2 separate regions of the Mus musculus genome follow, and region 2 is linked to region 1. Evidence: chromatin contacts called from ENCODE POLR2A ChIA-PET data. All regions are on one chromosome and are shown on one strand. Each heading gives the region's core, a stretch centred on a gene start or an enhancer-like site at or near the end of the contact. The rest is flanking DNA. Distances are from core to core; before and after follow the strand shown. Region 1 holds the start of Ntmt1 (N-terminal Xaa-Pro-Lys N-methyltransferase 1). Region 2 has its middle 20 kb from the start of Gm39782.

Region 1 (2,782 bases), core at 274-2,773:
TTCAGTATTAATGTGTAAATACACATTAGGTGTGGTAGTGCATTCTTTCAATCCCAGCATTTCAAAGGCAGGAGGATCACTGTGAGTTTCAGGCCATCCTGGGTTACCTAGCAAGGCACTGATCCAGAAAAGGAAAAAAAAAAAAAAAAGAATAAGTAAAAGCAAAACACAACTTTAAGCACCTACTGTAATGCAGAGCCCAGGAGGCATGACAAGTATGTCTAACAGCCGGTGTGTCAGCCAACAGAGGTGAGCTTAAGGCAAAAATACTTATTATGATAACCTTCATTGCCTGCAAGCCCCACTAGACTCTAGCCTAAACTCGCAAATCCCACAAATTTAACCCTCAGAGTATTGTAGCTGAATCATTACATCCACCAGTTAGAAGAGGCAACTTAGAACTCCGAGGCGGTTAGAGGGGGTTTGCATGCAGCAAGCTCATCTTTCCTTCAAGACCCGGTGCAGATTGTCTGAGTGGATAGGGAAGGGCGGTCCTCAGGAGGGCAAACTTCTAGATTTCTGCTTTATTTGGCCTGGCAATCCTTACCTCTGTCAAAGCCTTTCTTTCCTGTTCTCTTTCCTGGGTTGATATATTATTTTAATATACTAGTGGGCATGGGTGGATTTGAGCAACAATGGCTTTTAATCCTCCTCCCCCCCCCCCCCCGACAGGGTTTCTCTGTATAGCCCTGGCTGTCCTGGAACTCACTTTGTAGACCAGGTTGGCCTCGAAATCCGCCTGCCTCTGCCTCCCGAGTGCTGAGATTAAAGGCGTGCGCCAACAACGCCCGGCTTAATTCTCCTTTTAGGGTGGAAAACTCTCATGATGTTGGTTTTTAAGAATCCAGCCTTGTGGCGCATGGAGGCGCGTGCCTGTAACCCCAGCAACCACGTCGATGATGCAGAAGGATCCTGAAGTTTACGGCCAGAACTCAGTTGGACTCTTGTCTTAAAAGAGCTACACCCTCAAGTGTGTGAGATATCAGCTGTGGATCCTTCATCATGAAGTCCCTGCGCGTAGGCAAAAAACTGGGTTAGGATCCCGAAGGAAAAGGCGATCTGGCCGAAGAATAGGGCGATCAAACCTTGGAGTGCGGCGATCTGGCCAGGGGGCGGGGTGAACTGGCCTCGGGGACAAGCGAGGTAGCGATGGGGAGGGGCGAATTGGCCGTGGGGCGGAACTAGCTGGTCTTGTGTTTGGGCGAGCTGGGCGTGGGGAGGGGCGAGTTAGTCGCGCGGAGAGAAGTTCTGGGCGTGTCGAGTGAGCAGGCCGTGGAGCGGGGTTGGCTGTGGGGGCGTGGAGAGGTGTGAGCAGGCCCTGGAGAGGGCGGAGTTGGCTGTGGGGGAGGGACGATCTGGACGTGAGCTGCCTGTGGGACGCGGCGATCTGGCCCTGGGGAGGGGCTATCTGTCTGTGGAGAGGGATGAGCTAGTCTTGGGGCGGAGTGAACTGGCCTCGGGGCGGAGCGATCTTGAGTCCAGCCCCCTCCAGGCTCGGGGAAGTGACGTGTGCGGACAAAGGCAGAGGCCGCGAGGTGTCTGGTCCGGTAGAGTGGTGGCGGCTGCTGTGGGCTACGGTCTTTGCCAGCCTCCTTCTCAACCCGTCCTTTTCTCTCGGGTCCCTGGAGCCCCGACCCAGGTAAGTATCGCGAGGGACGCGGCCAGGGAGGAGGGAGGTGCTCACCCCAACTGCCTGAAGCGGTGAGGCCCCGTCGTCAAGTGACCTGGGCCTGGCCCTGGCCCACGTGCACGTCCCATGGAGGTTCACCGATCAGACCTGGGCAGGGACTCTGGTGACCACGGATTGGGTTGGAGGAAGCCACGTTGGTGGAGGCTGGCAAGACGTATCTTCACTCGCGCCCGTACATCACTTTCCAGTCCTCAGTTTCCCCTCTGAGATAAGGAAAGCAGCCACTGCAAGGTTGGTGTGTGGAATCGGCGCCGTGCTTGGCTCAAGTCCTCGCAGTTAAGTGCTTGGTTGCACGGGTTGCCATCACGTTTAACTGCCTCCAGCTCTGGCCAACATCGTTACTGTCATGAGCCCTTGAGGCCAAGGTCAGCCTCTCTTCTGCAAGGCTGCCTGCCATCTTTTCCAGATGCTCCAGGCTTTGCTGCTCCACCAACTGTGTGATCATTTTGGTCTTTAATCCTTTTGATAAGGGCCTAGGACAGGTGCTGTAACTGATGACAATGATGTATGGGGTGGGGCACTCAGTGACTGGGGTCTAAGTGAGAAGCCTAAATCCTCTCCTAACTTTTGGTCCTTTCCCAAGTGCTGTTTTAAGGCACATCGTTTCCTTAAGCTGGCTTTCCTGTGTGTGTGCTTGTGTGTGTGTTGGGGGGAGGGGGGATGCTTTCCTGAAGGCCAGAGCCACATAATCAAAAGGTCAGAGTCTGCAGGTGTGTGGTTCTGGGTGTACCCGGAGCTTGTGTTTGCATCTTCTGGACTGACCAAAGGCCACATGATCTCATAGGTGGGCTCCAGCTTTACCAGGGTCTGTGTGATTTGGAGGTTTTAACACGTTTTCCTTACTTGATCTTTTTAACTATGTTTGAACTAGGCAGAGGTGGCACACGCCTCTAATCCCAGCATCCAGGAGGCAGAGGCAGGTGGATCTCTGGGTTTGAGGCCAACCTGGTCTACAGAATGAGTTCTAGGACAGTCAAGGCTACACAGAGAAACCCTATTTCAAAAACCAGACAGAAAGACAGAGAGAAAAATTGTGTTTTAAGATTTTTTTTAAAGATTTATTTATTGCCGGGCAGTGGTGCTGCACACCTT
Region 2 (2,766 bases), core at 153-2,652, 64 kb before region 1:
AAGGGCCAACCGTAGCCTTAGAGATCATGGTTAGGGGGACTTCCGCCTCCACAAACACCAGAGGGATGCTACATGCTCAATAGTCTTGCCCTTGGATTCAGGTAAGCAAGTGTTTGTAGGACCAAAGAGGAAACTTAGCAATTACCATAGGTGGATGGGTTGCCCAGCGATAGGTGAGCTATCGAAGGTGGATCTATTGCAGATGGACTGCAGAAAAGGGATAGCATCCAGGGCAGCTCTCTCTCTCTCTCTCTCTCTCTCACACACACACACACACACACACACACACACACACACACACTCACAGAGCTCAAGGTGGGGTCCAGGAGATCCCTATCCAAGTCCCAGGCACCAATGTAAGGGTTTTTGTGGCGATCAGAGGGCCAAGGAATTCAGAAAAATCCAACCATGCACCAGCCCTCATTGGAGAGATTTATTGGGGGGGGCTGCCCCTGAATGGCAATGACAAGGGACAGGCCATGAAAGCAAGGGCCTTATGAAGGTTACAGCACAGGCACACAGGGAGAATGCTGTGGGACAGTGGAAATGTGTCACATTTGGCAGCTGATGATGGTGTGGCCACTGGCGCTGAGTCACTGAAAGTGGCCTGGGAGAGCATGCGGTTCTGGAATGTGGGTGGTTCTCCCCAACAGAAACAACACCCACAGATTGTCCTCTGGCCTCCACATACTCCCCGTGGCCTGGGCACACATAAAGAAATGTTACACCTTTAACCCTAGCACTGGGGAGGCAGAGGCAGGCAAACCTTTTTGAGTTTTGGTCATCTGGTCTACAGAGCTTACATAGCATGTTTCAGGTCAGCCAGGATTGCACAGTGAGACCTTGTCTCAAAGAGGGAGAGGAAGAGGGGGAAGGGGGAGGGACAGGGAGAGGGAGAGGACACAGATGTAGGTACAGAAATGGTAGCTGTCGCTGGGGTGTATCACAGCTGGTACCCTGGGCCATGCCCAGCATGAGTGTGGCCCAGGGCTCCATCCCAGACAAGTCCTCAGAGCCAGGGCTGCTCCAGGACTCTGGCTAAACTACCAAGTAGGTTAAAAACAAGAAGTTCAGGTCTGTTTCCTCCAAATGCACAGGGCTTCTCTGGGTCCTCTGGGCTGGGAAATACAGAGATACAAAGATACTGAGGGGTTTTTTTTGTTTTTTTGTTTTTAACAACAACAAAAACAAAAAAACAGGGCTTCCATCTCTGGCAATGGCTTAGAAAACCCCTTCGCTACAAGTGCTGGTTGGGAACGGTAGCCGGGAAAATATAACAAACACCCTTTTAAATGCATGGCTGAGCTTGCGAGAAAGGCCGGGAACTCCCTAGGGATCTCCACAAAGAAGCTGAAAGCCAGGCAGGAATGCAGAGCCGGCATCGCTGCAGCGGGGGAGGGCCTGGGCCAGCCGCTGGCCGCGCTGGCTTGGGGACTGGAGTTTACAAGTCCCTGTGGGGACTAGAAAGGTGGCAAGTGACGCCCACTCAGAGCTAGACCTGCAGAGCCACACAGTCAGAGCAGGCACCCGGAAGCCTTAGTTTGGGGGCCACTGCCAAGGTCTGAAGAAACAAAACTGCCCTGGAGACTTGGAAAGTCTTGGCCCCCAGGGGTTTAGATTTTAAATTTAGACTCTACTCCTCACACTGCCCTGGAGATGCCCAAAGGAAGAATTTAACACACAAAAGGATCGTTAGACTCTGGGCATAAACAGTGCACAGACTCAGAAAACTGAAACCTTGGCCTTACTCGGGGGTTCCCAGAGATACCTCCTCCCCCACAAGTGAACTCACAAAGGGAAGATTGCAAAACAAAGATGGCCATACCTGGGACCCAGCTGCAAAACCACCCAAAGACTGCTCCAGGAACCTAAGTGGTACAGCCAAGAGCTGGAGACCAGAGAAGAGGTTTGGGTGGATAGGGAGCAGACCTCAGTGATCAGAGCTCGCCTATCACTAGGATTCCTAGAGCTGCAAAGTTAGACACGATAGACAGACAGTTGGATAGATCATAGATAGACAGAGTTAAAACAGCTGAAGACATAACAGTCAATAACAGTTTGTGTCTGGCTTCTACATGGGTGCTGGGATCCTAACTCAGGTTCTCTTGCTGACATCCCAAGCTTTACACCCCCACCCACCCACTCTAGTCACCTCTCCAGCCCCTAGAGTGCAGTGTATGTTATTACTATGAAGATTTATTTATTTATTTATTTGTGTGTGTATGTGTGTGTGTGTGTGTGTGTGTGTGTGTGCTCGTGTGCACATGTGTGTGCAGATACCCATGGAATCCAGAAGAGGTACCAGATGCCCTAGAGACAGATATGCAGATGGTTGTGAGCCTCCTGATGTGAGTAGCTGGAACTTGAACTCACGGCTTCAATGGAGCTGGCTGTAAGCCAGCCTAGCTCCAGTCTCAGTGAGAGATCCTGTCTCAAGAGAATAAAACAAAGAATGATAGACAGAGTGAGATACTCCATGTCCTGTACCTGTGCACACATGTGCATATACCACATACCTACTCTCTCTTATACGAAACAACACCCCCAGAGAGAGATAGACAGACAGACAGACTGTCAGCTCTTCCAGAGGACTCAAGTTTAATTCTCAGCACCCACATGGTGACAAAAAATATCTATATCTCCAGTTCCAAAGGATCCAACACCTTCTTCTGGCTTCCTCAGGCACCAGGCACAAAATCAGCACAGAGACATACATGCAACCAAAACACTCATACACATAAAATAATAATTTTTTAATTAAAACAA

The links. ChIA-PET counts read pairs that join two places held with the same protein, here RNA polymerase II (POLR2A).
Region 2: POLR2A ChIA-PET joins it to region 1 with 11 read pairs in Patski. The contact joins the enhancer-like site here to the promoter of Ntmt1 in region 1. POLR2A ChIA-PET finds 5 or more read pairs at or near these places in 4 of 5 experiments (Patski and embryonic stem cell).

The regions. Positions count from the first base shown.
Region 1 is chr2:30,806,445-30,809,226 of GRCm38, forward strand. Ntmt1 (N-terminal Xaa-Pro-Lys N-methyltransferase 1) reads left to right here and starts at 1,524. Exons shown (of 4, transcript NM_170592.3): 1 at 1,524-1,639.
Region 2 is chr2:30,742,775-30,745,540 of GRCm38, forward strand. No RefSeq gene overlaps it. Among named protein-coding and RNA genes, the nearest start is that of Gm39782, 20 kb to the left of the region's middle. Within about 2 kb of position 1,403, at least 2 of the 3 ENCODE cell types and tissues checked have a DNase peak (open chromatin) inside an H3K27ac peak, as active enhancers do.